Linked DNA regions of Homo sapiens: region 2 is linked to region 1. A link is a contact called in ENCODE Hi-C or POLR2A ChIA-PET data. All regions are on one chromosome and are shown on one strand. Each heading gives the region's core, a stretch centred on a gene start or an enhancer-like site at or near the end of the contact. The rest is flanking DNA. Distances are from core to core; before and after follow the strand shown.

The links. A loop is a pair of places that touch in the nucleus more often than their neighbours do. ChIA-PET counts read pairs that join two places held with the same protein, here RNA polymerase II (POLR2A). Pooled maps may share reads with other maps.
Region 2: a loop to region 1 is called in a map of natural killer cell, with 10 times the contacts of the local background. The contact joins two enhancer-like sites. A Hi-C loop is called at or near these places in 2 of 168 maps with a recorded cell type or tissue (GM12878 and natural killer cell), 8 of 37 single-sample maps with no recorded cell type and 15 of 50 pooled maps. POLR2A ChIA-PET finds 5 or more read pairs at or near these places in 2 of 52 experiments (GM12878 and RWPE1).

What each region holds. Positions count from the first base shown.
Region 1 is chr9:107,209,011-107,216,254 of GRCh38, reverse strand. No RefSeq gene overlaps it. Among named protein-coding and RNA genes, the nearest start is that of RAD23B, 71 kb to the left of the region's middle. Within about 2 kb of position 2,559, at least 7 of the 41 ENCODE cell types and tissues checked have a DNase peak (open chromatin) inside an H3K27ac peak, as active enhancers do.
Region 2 is chr9:107,168,126-107,175,369 of GRCh38, reverse strand. It overlaps the pseudogene LOC644661. Among named protein-coding and RNA genes, the nearest start is that of RAD23B, 110 kb to the left of the region's middle. Within about 2 kb of position 3,034, at least 2 of the 41 ENCODE cell types and tissues checked have a DNase peak (open chromatin) inside an H3K27ac peak, as active enhancers do.

The DNA of each region.
Region 1 (7,244 bases), core at 1,310-3,809:
AACAAAAGATCATTTCTGAAATTGGTTAAGTGAATCAATAGAACACGATGTTGCATAACCCCCTTCCTTTTTTTTTTTTTTTTGAGACAGAGTCTCGCTCTGTCACCAGGCTGGAGTGCAATAGCGTGATCTCGGCTCACTGCAACCTCCACCTCCTGGGTTCAAATGATTCTACTGCCTCAGCCTCCTGAGTAGCTGGGACTACAGGTGCGTGCCACCACGCCCAGCTAATTTTTGTATTTTTAGTAGAGACGGGGTTTCACCGTGTTGGCCGGGGTGGTGTCGATCTCTTGACCTCATGATCTGCCCACCTTGGCCTCCCAAAGTGCTGGGATTACAGGTGTGAGCCACCACACCCGGCCAATAAAAACCCATTTTTGATATTCAGTGTGTAAGTTATTCAATGGTGAAGCTTTGACTATTGATTGAGATGCAGACAACAGAAGCACTGGTGGGCGGACTCAAGGTGAAAGTGCCAGCTGACCACCCCTGGCCGCTCCTAATTAAAGCTGCAACTAACTGGCACATATGTAGTATCTCACTGTCTATGTTGAAGTATTTTATAGTACCTTGCTGTCATCACTACAGGTCCTCAAACCTTAAAGTCTAAGGCCCCAAACCTCCTGGACTCCACAGACTGGAGAAGGTGCTCCTCTGCTCAGTGGAAGGCTTACTCATTTCTTAACCACTCCCCTTCACAGAATGTGGTTGACCACTGGATCCAGATAAAGCAATCACAATAGTTCAGTGTTTTACAAACTACAAATTACGAACCATTAACAGGTTGTAGTATCAATTAAATGGGACATGACCAACATTAAAAACAATGAAATAGGAATATATAGACATAGCAGAAAGCATTACATATAATAAAGATAAGTATTGCTTAATGAAATTTTGTTACTGTTAAGATATTTGTTGCGTGTGTTTACTGGAATACAATGTAAAATGTAAAATATCTTTTAAAAAGTCTTTAAAAACTGTGCTTCAAAAAAAGTTGAAAGTACCCAAATTGTTGAAAGTACATTCCACAAGGTTGTTATCATTTACTCTTCAAATACCACTTAAATACCAATGCCCTAGATTCACATTTGGGCAAAACATTTCTCCCCCTCTTCAAGGGCATGGTCCTGGCTAAAGATACGTACTTACATCACTGGCCAAAAGAGTTGGCATCTTAATCTGCACCATCAGCATTCAGATTTATGGTGACTTCACTGCTGTCGCCAAGGACAAGAAATGGGTACTTGCTTTATACTTATGTAACTATGTGATCAATCTTGGTAATTTTCCAAAAATAAGTTCATTCCAAAGAGCCTGAGAGCCTCTCAGCCTCCCCACACTAAAAAACTCTGAGCAACATCCCAATGGCCATTTCAGTAAAAAACAAACAAACAAAAAAGAAAGAAATCCTGTCTTTACCAGGTACCAGCATCATGCCTCACAAATAGTCTGTATTCTGAATACATATCCTAAACCAGATTTTTTTTATATCAAATAAATTGGAGAGAATGGTTGACACTTTTCTGACAATTGCACTGACTCCTTCTTTGCTTAAAAATGGTGGCTTGTGTAGAGAGAAAAATCTGTAATGCATAACCAAGTTCCCTAGTTTGGTCAAGTGTTTTTAAGAACTCTTATTGAAAGGGAGCACTAGCCCAGAAGTAGTTCTTAACTTCCGACAGCATTTTTATTAGCCAAGTCATCAATGCTACAAAGTCCTACATAAGAATTGACAATGGAATTTGCTGGGATGAATATATCTACACGATATTTTAAACTTAAATCTAGTTTTCTTAAATCTAGTTTTTGCTTAGTAATATGAATAAAAATTTGTGGTATTGACTGCTAACACACAAACACGCATTTTAATTTTATTTATTTATTTATTTTTGAGACAGAGTCTCACTGTGTTGCCCAGGCTGGAGTGCAATGGCGTGATCTCGGCTCACTGCGACCTCTGCCTCCCAGGTTCAAATGATTCTTCTACCTCAGCCTCCTGAGTGGCTGGGACTACAGGCACCCACCATCACGCCTGGCTAATTTTTTCATTTTTAGTAGAGACAGGGTTTTGCCATGTTGGACAGGCTGGTCTCGAACTCCTGACCTCAGGTGATCTGCCCACCTCGGCCTCCCAAAGTGCTGGGATTACAGGCATGAGCCACCGCACCCGGCCACACATGCATTTTAAAAAACAATTTAAGAACATCATGTGTTGAGAGTGATGAATGAAAAGCCAGTTTGTTCTACTAGTGGGACATTTCAATGGAAGGATACACAGTTGGTTTAGCTGAGGGGAGAAAGTGCTTAACCACGAGTGGAAACTATTGAAAGGAGCTCACTAAAGATGGTGCATAGTAAGATCATTCTCAGAAACCAGAGGGAAAGGAATTTGTGATGCCTGGGGCAGAAATCTAGGAGAAAAGTGATTTGGAGGGGCCTGGATTGGGTGTATGCAACGGCACTTGTTGAAGAGAAGCAGAAATAACACAACTTGTGATGTGGAAGCCTGTGAACCAGGGTTACAGGAAATGACTCAGAGGGTAATGGTGTTGACTCATGTAAAGTACCAGAACCAAGGAAAGGGCTTGAACACACTAATGAACCACATCGTTCTTGGGGCAGCCACTAGAAGGTGAGAGCCCTCGCTTAACGCATCCATGCAGCGTGAGAAATAACCTATTGAAAAAGCCCTGTCTCCTATTCTAGCAAACAAAATAGCCCAATTCTTCCAAAAGACCTCATAGCTAGCATTTCTTTTTCTTTTTTTGTTAAGAATTACGAAACCGTAAGAAATATTTGCCTTTCATAGTTTGCATTTTTGATGTACACTCATAAAAAAAGGGGTGTTCCCAAATGAAGCACATTTTAGTTTAACATACAGTATGTAGCATATCATGCAATGTATAGTGAGCCTGCTAAGTTTATCTTTGGACACATGTGATCCACCCGCATTGTGTTGGATGCTGAGTGAAGGTGAGTAGGGCAGAGGGCACAGGAAGGAACTTCAGAGAACTAGGGCTGTGTAAGAGATACTCTAATGCAGAGGCGGAGGGCAGCCCACAGCTTCACATTCCAGCTCTACACTTTCCACCTGGGCCGTAGCTTCATTTGCTGGAGATCTAGGGCAGGGATACCCGGAGTTTGATTATTTAAATTGGTTGGATGGTGCTGGCCCCAAATCCCTATTTGATTTCTCAGATCTCTGCTAGTTCTACATAGGATGCGTGGAGATTGAAATGTTAGGTTCCAGACCTGGGATCAAATCCTGACTCTGCCACTTACAACCCAAGACTTTGGGGGCAGTTCAGCAACCTTTCTGTGCCTCAGTTTCCTCAATTGTGAAATGGGGATAAAGACCTATCTCATTAGGCTTTGTTTGTTTGTTTTTTTGAGACAAGATCTTACGCTGTTGCCCAATCTAGAGTGCAGTGGTGAAATCACGGCTCACTGCCGCCTCTATGTCCCAGGCTCAAGCAATCCTCCTGCCTCAGGCTCCCAAGTAACTGGACTACAGACCCATGTCACCATGCCTGGTTAATGTTTTTTTTTTTTGGTAGAGACATAGTCTCACTATATTGCCCAGGCTGGTCTCGAACTGCTAGGCTCAAGCGATCCTCCTGCTTTGGCCTCCCAAAGTGTTGGGATTACAGGTGTGAACCACCATGCCTAGCCCTCATTAGGTTTTTTGTGAGTTTGTGAGTATAAAATTATTCATGAGGATTTACTCATGAATACTCACCAGCTATTATTATTATAATACTGAAGGGAGGCGGTATAGCATAGTAGTTCAAGCGAGGACTCAGAGCCAGACTGTTTGGACCTGAATCCTGGCTGTGTGACCTTAGGCAAGTTCCTTAAATTCCCTTTGCTTCAGTTTTCTTATTTGTAAAATAGGGATAATAGGAGTACTTTCTTCAAAGGAAATAAGCAAAAATAAAAGGAGTGGATATATTTAAAGCACTTAGAACAGTGCCTGGCTTACAATACATGACTGTTTGCTGTTATTACGTTTGTGCTTATTTTGATTGTTTTCTATTTGTGTTTTAAACCTAGCATTGGGCCTGGCCCGTGCTAGGTGCTTATTCAGAGGCTGTTGAATACATGAATGAATGAATAAACGTAGTCCAATTCAGTGAACTGCAGTATACATATTGGCTGTTCATAACATTCCACATTTGCCAAATACACTTGGATTTGTCTGCATCACACACGGCTTTGGACGAAGCACAGACATTTTTAGATACTGACCCCAGCTCCGTCTCCTGTTCTGCCTCATGGTGCTCAGTGGTAAACGGGGAGCTATAGGATATGGGATCATTACAGCCTCGGGAAGCAACGCTAAAGAGTCATCATAAATTTTGAAAGCTTGGGAACCCAAGAAGGAAATACAAATTATAGACGTAATTCCAATTGCCCTCCATCCCTTTCTATGTAAACACTTCTGGAGGAGAGAAACGCCACTGTCATTTGAATGCCTGGGCAGTGCTGCTGGGGAACTGAGTAGGACCCAAGAGCAGAAAAGCTCCCCCATTAACCCAGAGATGGATCTATCTGCCGCCTGGGTGGCAGCAGCAGTTCCGCCCCTTCATAAACATCAAGACACAAAATAATGGAATGTTTAGTCTGAGTAATACATTAAGGAAATCAATTAGGCCCACAGGCAACTTTCTAAGATTTTAATTACAGTACTTAGGGTACCACACTAGAGCAGTTTGTCAGGAACATAATTTGTTAATGAATAACAACTGACACAGTGAATTAGTTGGGATTGTAATTAGCTCTTGCTAGCCATCCATTGGAACCCTGATCAAAGCCAGTCAGCGAAAGGAGAAATCTGCTGTAAATGATAACCTCGACAGCTCTATCTGGGCTGCCTCCTTGATGCCGGTGTACCCAGAGAGGCCTGGTGAAGACCACGTGCATATTTCAGCTCCAGTGTGGTCTTCAGGGGAGCAGCCTCAGCCTCACCTAGGAGCTTATTCGAAATGCAGAATCTCTGGCTCCACCTCAGACCTGCTAAATTGGAATCAGCAGTTTAAGATGCCCAGGTGATTCATAAGCACATTAAAGTTTGAGAAGCACTGAAGGAGCAGAAAGAGCACAGGTTCAAAATCAAACAGATTTTGTAACTCCTGACGCACTCACCTTCTCACTAAAGATGTGTCTGCTGCCCTTGGGTGATTGCTAAGTGATCGCTTTGAGCCTCAGTGTCCTTTTCTGTAAATTGGACCTACTAATACCTAGGCCGCTGAGTCATTGTGATGACTAGCAAAAGCCTGTGCACGTGCCTCCAGGTAGTAGGTGAACAACGGATGATGACATAGGAGAAATTCAGCAAGGCTTCCTGAGGAGTGGACCTGGCTGAATAGCCTTTTTCTCTGACCTGGCTCCCTTTTATGATGTCTTTTCTGAAAAGTCTCTGAGGAGGTGGGTGGATCATGAGGTCAAGAAATCGAGACCATCCTGGCCAACATAGTGAAATCCCGTCTCTAGTAAAAACACAAAATTAGCTGGGTGTGATGGTGCGCACCTGTAGTCCCAGTTACTCGGGAGGCTGAGGCAGGAGAATCTCTTGAACAGGGGAGATGGAGGTTGCAGTGAGCTGAGATCACACCACTGCACTCCAGCCTGACGACAGAGCAAGACTCCGCCTCAAAAAAAAAAAAAAAGTCCCTGAGGACCTTCACCTCTCCAATCTTCCCATTCTACAATGGTGTAGGACCAGGAGAAAAAAGATAAAATATTACAAATAAGTTAGAAGTGTAGAGAAAATATTTTTAAAGATAAAATAATGAAAATAGTAAAATTAGCCGAAGCATATGCTAAAAGTAGACTGAATTGTCTTTAAAATTTTTTGTTTCCATTAGTTATTGGGGAACAGGTGGTGTTTGGTTACTTCAGTTCTTTAGTGGTGATTTGTGAGATTTTGGTGCACCCATCACCTGAGCAGTACACTCTGCACCCAATTTGTAGTCTTTATCCTTCATCCCCCATCCCACCCTTTTCCCGTGAGTCTCCAAAGTCCATTGTATCATTCATATGCCTTTGCATCCTCATAGCTTAGTTCCCACTTATGAGTGAGAACATACGATGTTTGCTTTTCCATTCCTGAGTTACTTCACTTAGAATAATAGCCTCCAATCCCATCCAGGTTGCCGCAAATGCCATTAATTCATTCCTTTTTATGGCTCAGTAGTATTCCATCATATATATATTCCACAGTTTCTTTATCCACTCATTGATTGTTGGGCATTTGGATTGGTTCCACATTTTTGCAATTGCAAATTGTGCTTCTATAAACGTGTGTGCAAATACCTTTTTTGTATAATGATTTCTTTTCCTCTGGGTAGATACCCAGCAGTGGGATTGCTGGATCAAATGGTAGTTCTATTTTTAGTTCTTTAAGAAATCTCCACCATGTGTCTTTAAAAATTGTTTTTAAATATTTCTTTAAAAAGGTGATCACATAAGAAAACACGACTTAATAAGATAAAACACCTGGGAAAACACAGGACCCAGGTTGTTCTATTTCCTCCCATGGGAAGGAGGGTCCCAAGAACGAGGTAGTTGTGAACCCTCCTCTTAAAAGGAGAGGAGGTTCATGCTAGAATCTTGAAGACTGAGAGCCATAGTTGAGGATCAAATTTTTTATGGAACAGTCCTTGGATGCTATACACAAGGAATATATTCTTTATAAAACATCAAAACTTTAAAATATGTATGTCGAAGCCAATTTCTTATAAGAAAAAATTGAGAAAGATATTAGATGTGTTTGCATAGAACATCTAAATAGGGTATTGTCAGTTTTAAAAATGAGAGTTTACTTTTAGAAACACAACTTTTTAATATCAAGTTTGATGCTTGAAATGGCTACACTCAATTCCTGATCAAAAGTTTTTTAACAATGATCTCTTCAAATTTTGGATATTCACCATCAGTGAGAGAATTTGCATGAAGATGTCATAAAATAGTATTTAGATTATTGTTTTACAACAATTCCAAAACTCATAATAGTTGAAATTATAGTTAGGACTATAATAGACCATCCTTTCATTGACAAATTTACTATTGAAATGTCTTGTGATAATGCAAATGCTTTTCAAATGTAATTAACTTTGTCATATCTGGTACTTCAGAATAATAATGTGACTCTCATTTACAGAACTCTCACATATCATTAGAGCAGTTGCCATGCAGATGGCTTGAATGCCATTAAAGTGCACATCAATAACAAATGACCA
Region 2 (7,244 bases), core at 1,785-4,284, 41 kb after region 1:
GTTGAAAATTATCTCAAGAGTAGCTGAGGAAATTGAGTCACAGAGTGAGAATTATCTCAGAGTCACACGGCTGGTCTGTGGCCAAGCCCTGGTGGAAGCAAATCTCTTGCTATTTGGGCCAAAGTTCACTGCAGAGGGTTGAACTGAATGTCCCAGGGCAGGTTTGGGTGTGGAAAGTTCTTCAGGGGATACTCAATCCAACAAACGGACAAGACGCTATGGTATCATGAATCAACCAAGCTCCATCTGCCACCTTTCCTAGGAGGCTCCAGGCCAGCTTTCCACTTGGAAGAGTCAATATTCTCCCCAAGAAGATGTTGCATTAGACATGTGAGAGGACACAGGCTCACTGCCTACCCTGAAACCTCACACGCTTGTGTTGTATTATGAGCAGGACAGAATGCATTTCCAGGCCGGGTTGTACCTCAGGTCGGGGGGAAATTAGTAGGGTTTCCTCAACTGCTCTCCGAAGCTTTATGTCCTTCCCAGTAGCCAACAACTTGATCATCCCTTCCTTTAAACTTGGCCAATCAGGGACTTGGAAATCAAGGATGTAGAGCCTTAGCCCCAACAGCCAATAGCTTTAAGCTAAACAAACCCACAAGAGACTGGTATTTGCCTGAACAGAAAACCACAGAGGAATGAATTAACACCACGGTCAGAGTTTCCATCTGGGCCCTGCTGGTGCCCTCACCACAGAGGCTGCCTGTGCCGGCAGCCCCACTCCCTGCTGGCTCAGCCTAGCGCAAGTCCCTGGGCCAATCCCGACAGAAGCAGGGTGTACATGAACACTGTCTTCCTCAGCCAGGCTGTGGGGCTTCCCAAGCAGGGACTCAGCGGTCCAGCCTCTGCTACTGCCTCCTTCTGCCCCTCTGTCTATTTCTGGTGACTACCACACCCAGCACGTGGCATGCCAGGGGCCAGCCCCCCATAGCCAAGCAGCCTAATGGGCTGTATGGGTCTTCTTGATGCCAACTCCCACTGGACTCTCCAGTCTGGCAGTGCAGCCATTGTATACTTGGCTGGTCTGCACCAGCACCTTACACAGCAGCTAGCAAAACATAGCAATATTTAGTCCATATTGGGCCCATGAAAATGAAAAGGTGATATCCTATTCCTGTAGAGAGGAGTGATCACTTCCTTGATTTTGCTGATGCACATCCATCTCTGTTTCAAATTGAAAGTGCAAGTTCATTGCAAACCATCTCTGGCAGAATTGTCACTTCTGAACAATCAACCACATTTGGAATTTGGCTCCATCAGACACTGCTCCCTGTCTAGTACCAGGGACTATGGTTGATTCTGTTTCTGTTGACAGCTGTCTTCTCCAGTCCTAGCTCAACTCTTATCCCTAGTCCCACATACAGTGTTTTCATTACCACCTTGCACAGCACAGTCATGCATAGTTTTACCACAGGGACACGTTCTGAGAAATGTGTCATTATGTGATTTCATTGTTGTGCAAACTTCCTAGAGTGTACTTACACAAACCTAGACGATACAGCCTACTATACACCTAGGCTACATGGTTTAGCCTAGTGCTCCTAGGCTGCAAACCTGTATAGCATGTTACTGTACTGAACACTGTAGGTAACTGTAACACAATGGTAAGTATGTATGCATCTAACTTATCTAAGCATAGAAAAGGTATAGTAAAAATGTGGTATAAAAAATAAAAAATGGTATAGCTGTATAGGGAACTTACCACAAATAAAGTTTGCAGGACTGGAAGTTGCAACTCTGGGTGAGTCAGTGGTGAGTGAGTGTGAAAGCCTAGGATATTACCATACTTTTGTTGTTGTTGTTATTGAGACAGAGTCTCACTCTGTTGCCCAGGCTGCGGTGCAGTGGCACAATCTCGGCTCACTGCAATTTTTGCCCCCTCGGGTTCAAGCGATTCTTGTGCCTCAGCCTCCTGAGTAGCCGGGACTACAGGTGTACACCACCACTCCTGGAAAATTTTTGTATTTTTAGTAGAGATGGGGTTTCACCATGTTGGCCAGGCTGGTCTCGAACTTCTGGCCTCAAGGGATCCACCCACCTTGGCCTCCCAATGTGCTGGGATTATAGGCGTGAGCCAGGGCGCCCGGCTACTGTACATTTTTATATGACTGGCAGCACGGTAGATTTGTTTACAGCAACATCACCACAAACGTTTGTGTAATGACATTACAACAGCTATGCCATCACTAGATAGGATTTTTTCAGCTCCATTATCATCTTATGGGACCATTGTTGTATACGTAGTCCCTCACTGACTCAAATGTCCTTATGTGATGCATAACTGTAGTTGCATTTTAACTCATCTGTCTTCCCTATCAGACTGTGAGCTCCATGAAAGCAAAAACCTCTTCTGGTTTTCTCCTCATTGTATTCCCAGCACTTAGCACAGCGGCTAGCAAAACATAGCAACATTTAGTCCATATTTGATCCATGAAAATGAAAAGGTGATATCCTATTCCTATAGAGAGGAGTGATCACTTACTTGGTTTTGCTGATGCACGTCTATCTCTGTTCAAACTGAAAGAGCAAGTTCATTGCAAACCATCTCTGGCAGAACTGTCACTTCTGAGCAAGTGTATGTACAAAGACCTTTGCTCATTACAAAACAGGAGTCGTAATAGAAATTAGTCCCTTTGGTTTATTTTACAATTGTATTTAATTGCTCACCATTCTGCCAATTAATCAAGCCTTCAGTTGCCCTAAGTATGGAAATTTTTTAAAGAGGTGGATTAAAGGAGAAATTGCACTTGATGGGAGAAGATGAGGCCATGGCTCTGAAATATCTTTAAGTGAGTCACAAAGTATTTTTAAACCTTAGTTTCCTCATCTGGAAACTGAGATAGTTGAACTCAGTAATCACTACTTTTCTTTCCAGGTTTATGGTCCTATTAACTTATAATTTTGTTGCACTAATGCAAGTCTCCAAGCATGCTCTTTCTGTCTTGTGTTTTGGCCAAATCAGAACCTCAGGGTTAAGCCTTTGCATGACTTTTCATATGTTGCCACCAGGTGGCAGGAGTGTGCCACAGTCCTTTGGTCTCATGCATAAAGAGCATGAGCATCAGAGGTGGACTTAGGATGGTAGCTTTCTGAGCTAGAAGGGCAGAGTCTTTGAGTTTTTGAAATAGCAAACCCTCTTGTTTATGAAAACACATTCGCTTTTATGCAAAACAACAATTTGAGGGTTAGCAATGACCATATCTAGAAATGACCAGGGACCAAGAGTTTCATGGTCCAGAATTTTAAGGACATGGTCCCCAGCCCCTGGTGATCTTCTCACTCCCACTTTATACCTGAGTAGGTCATGGCAGCCCATCACCCCAGCAGCCACTGTGGAATTCAGTGTCCCATGAGGAACACCACGGGCTGAACCAGGGTTGATAGATTTACACTGTTTCTTTGCTCCTTCCTGTCTCTTTCAGGGAAAGAGATCAGGGCTAAGCCCACCCAAATTTAGGGTCCCTAAGTCCTTTGAAAAAAAAACTTTAAACTATTTGCCTAATTATAGTAAAGTTTTACCTAAACACAAACTCAGCAAGAAAAATTGTCACCCCCTGTGATGGTCAGTTTTGTGTCAACTTGTCTGGGCCGTGGTGTGCCCAGATATTTGGTCAAACATTATTCAGGGTGCTTTTGTCAAGCATTATTCAGAGTGTGTTTTTGGATGAGATTAGCATTTAAATCTGTAGACTCAGTCAAGCAGATGTGGCCCTCCCTAATGTGGATGGACCTCATCCAATCAGTTGAAGGCCTGAATAGAACAAAAGGCTCTCCTTCCTCCAAGTAAAAGAGACTTCTTCCTACCTAAGTACTTTCTTCAAACTGCACAATGGCTCTGTCTGGGTCCCAAGCCTGTCAGTCTTCCCCCTAGAAGCTCACCATCAGCTCTCTCGCATTGCTAGTTTGGTAACTCACCCCGCAGATCTGGAGGTTTCTCGGCCTCTACAATCACATGGCCAATTCCTTAAAATAAATCCCTTTGTGTGTGTGTGTGTGTGTAATATATATAAATATGTATAGTATATATAAAATACGTATATTATGTGCATATATGTATATGTAAAATATCCCATTTCTTCTGTTTCTCTGGAGAACTCTCACTAACATACTCCCTGGCTTGCCATTCATCCTTTGGCTATGCTTTCATTTCACACATGTATACTGAGAACCTATCTAGTACTAGGCCCTGTACTAGGCATCTGAAATAGAAAGGTGAAGCCAGCTGCCCGACTTAACAGATTCAAGAACAAGGGAAAAGACAGTACAGAAATGAGGTGTCACAGAATAGAAGTCAATGTGGAGCTGGGGAAAGCTAAGAATGACCAGATGCTGAAGAGGAGAAATGTAAGCTCATTTCCTGATGATGCTACTTGTCCGCTGCAGAAAAACCACAACAATCAGGGCACTGTAAATTAGTGTGTTGATGACATTGTCAAAGGCATAAATAGCAACAATGTGGAAAGTTAGCTCCAAGCTACTCAAGCTGCCAGGAAACTACTTTCTAGAGGAAAACAGCCCCGCCCCCGCCCCCCACCACCCCCCGCCCCACAAAGACAACTTAATCTGGGCTGGTTTGATTCCAAAATTTGTGTCTTTCTTAGGCAGAACTGATTGTAGTCCCATTCAGTTTGAATCTGCCTGGATGCTCACTAACATTGCTTCTGGGAATCAGAACAAGCCAAGGTTGTGGTAGATGGAGGTGCCATCCTAGCATTCATTTCTCTGTTGGCATCTCCCCATGCTCACATCAGTGAACAAGTTGTATCGGCTCCAGGAAACATTGCAGGTGATATAGCTCAGTTTTCCGAGACTTGATTACTAAGTACAGTGCCGTTGACCCACTGTTGGCTCTTCTTGCAGTTCCTGATATGTCATCTTTAGCATGTGGTTACTTATGTAATCTTACCTGGACACTTTCAAATCTTTGCTGCAACAAGAATCCTGCACCCCGGTTAGATGCTGTTGAGGAAATTCTTCCTATCTGAGTTCGGCTCCTGCATCATGATGATCCAGAACTATTAGCAGATGCCTGCTGGGCTATTTCCTACCTGACTGATGGTCCAAATGAATGAATTGACATTGTCATGGAAACAGGAGTTGTGCCCCAACTTGTGAAGCTTCTAGGAGCTTCTGAATTGCCAATTGTGACTCCTGCACTAAGAGCCATAGGGAATATTGTCACTGGTACAGGTGAACAGACTCAGGTTGTGATCGATGCAGAGGCACTTGCTGTCTTTCCCAGCCTGCTCACCGACCCCAAAACTAACACTTGGAAGGAAGCTATGTGGACAATGTCAAACATCACAGCTGGCCGTCAGGACCAGATACAGCAAGTTGTGAATCATGGATTAGTCCTATTCCTTGCCAATGTTCTAAGTCAGATCTTAAGACACAAAAGGAAGCTGTATGGGCCGTGACCAACTATACCAGTGGCGAAACAGTTGAACAGATTGTGTAGCTCATTCATTGTGGCATAATAGAACCATTGATGAACTTCTTAACTGTAAAGATACCAAGGTTATTCTGGTTATCCTGGATGCCATTTCAAGTATCTTTCAGGCTGCTGAGAAACTAGGTGAAACTGAGAAACTTAGTATAATGATTGAAGAATGTGGAGGCTTAGACAAAATTGAAGCTCTCCAAAATCATGAAAATGAGTGTGTATAAGGCTTTGTTAAGCTTAATTAAGTATTTCTCTGTAGAGGAAGAGGAAGATGAAAACATGGTGCCAGAAACTACCTCTGAAGGCTATACCTTCCAAGTTCAGGATGGGACTCCTGGGAACTTTTAACTTGTAGATCACATAGCTGAGGCATAAATTTGTTGTGTACTATGTTTGGTATAAGTTTGTTTCTCTACTATGTTTGTATAAGTACTGTTTCTCTACAAAGAACTCTTTTTAAATATGGTTTGGTATTGTAGCACTTTTTACACTGAAACTATACTTGAACAGTTCCAACCTGTAAATACCGTATAAAGCTTGTCCTCTGAATGGGTTTCTTATTTCTTTGTGGAATTTTATATCTCGCAGTGTCCTGTAAATAAAGACTAAAGTCCACCCCCCGGAAAAAAAGAAAAAAACAAAAAACAAAATAGAGAGGTGAACAAGTTAGCATGTTTCCTGCCCACAGAAAACTTCCAATCTACTGAGGGGGATAAACGATCAAATGCTCACACAAGTGTAAAAATGTAGCTATAGCAAGTGCTGCGGAGAGACAGGAGTGGCCTCTGGGAGTAGTAGAAAGGAGAGGCTTGAGCTGCACTGTAGCCACTAGCCACAAGTGCTCATTTAAATTCAAATTACAAGGCCAAGCGTGGTGGCTCACGCCTGTAATCCCAGCACTTTGGGAGGCTGAGGCGGGCAGATCACCTGAGGTCAGGAGTTTGAGACCAGCCTGGCCAACATGATGAAACCTCGTCTCTACTAAAAATACAAAACTTAGCCAGGCATGGTGGCAGGTGCCTGTAATCCCAGCTACTCAGGAGGCTGAGGTAGGAGAATTGCTTGAACCCAGGAGGTGGAGGTTGTAGTGAGCCGAGATCAAGCCACTGCACTTCAGCCTGGGTGACAGAGCGAGACCTTGTTTCAGAAAAAAAAAAAAAAAATTCAAATGACAGTCAGACTCCACATAATGATGTTTTCGTCAGTTAAGGACCACATATATGATAGTGGTTCCATAAGATGATGATACTGTATTTTTACTGTACCTTTCTAGGTTGAGATATGTTCAGATGCACAAATGCTTACCATTGTGTTACAGTTGCTCACAGTGTTCAGTACAGTAATATGCTGCTCAGATTTGTATCCTGGTAGCGATAGGCTACACTGCATAGTCTAAGTGTGTAGTAGGCTATACTATCAAGGTTTAAGTACAGTCTAGGATGGTCTCACAATGACAAAAATCACCTAATGATGCATTTCTCATAATGTGTTGTCATTGTTAAGTGACACATGACTGTAGTTAAACTTAAATACAAATAAAAAAAATTAAAGCACTCTGGGAGGCTGAGGCAGGAGGATTATTTGAGCCCAGAAGTTTGAGACGAGCCTGGGCTACACAGGGAGACCCCATCTCTACAAAAAATAAAAATAAAATACGTCAAGCATGGTGGCACGTGCCTGTAGTCCCAGCTACTTGGGAGGCTGAGTTGGGAGGATCGCTTGAGCCTGGGAGGTCGAGGCTGCAGTGGGGCTGGGATCGTACCCCTGCACTCCAAGCCTGGGCAACAGAGTGAGACCC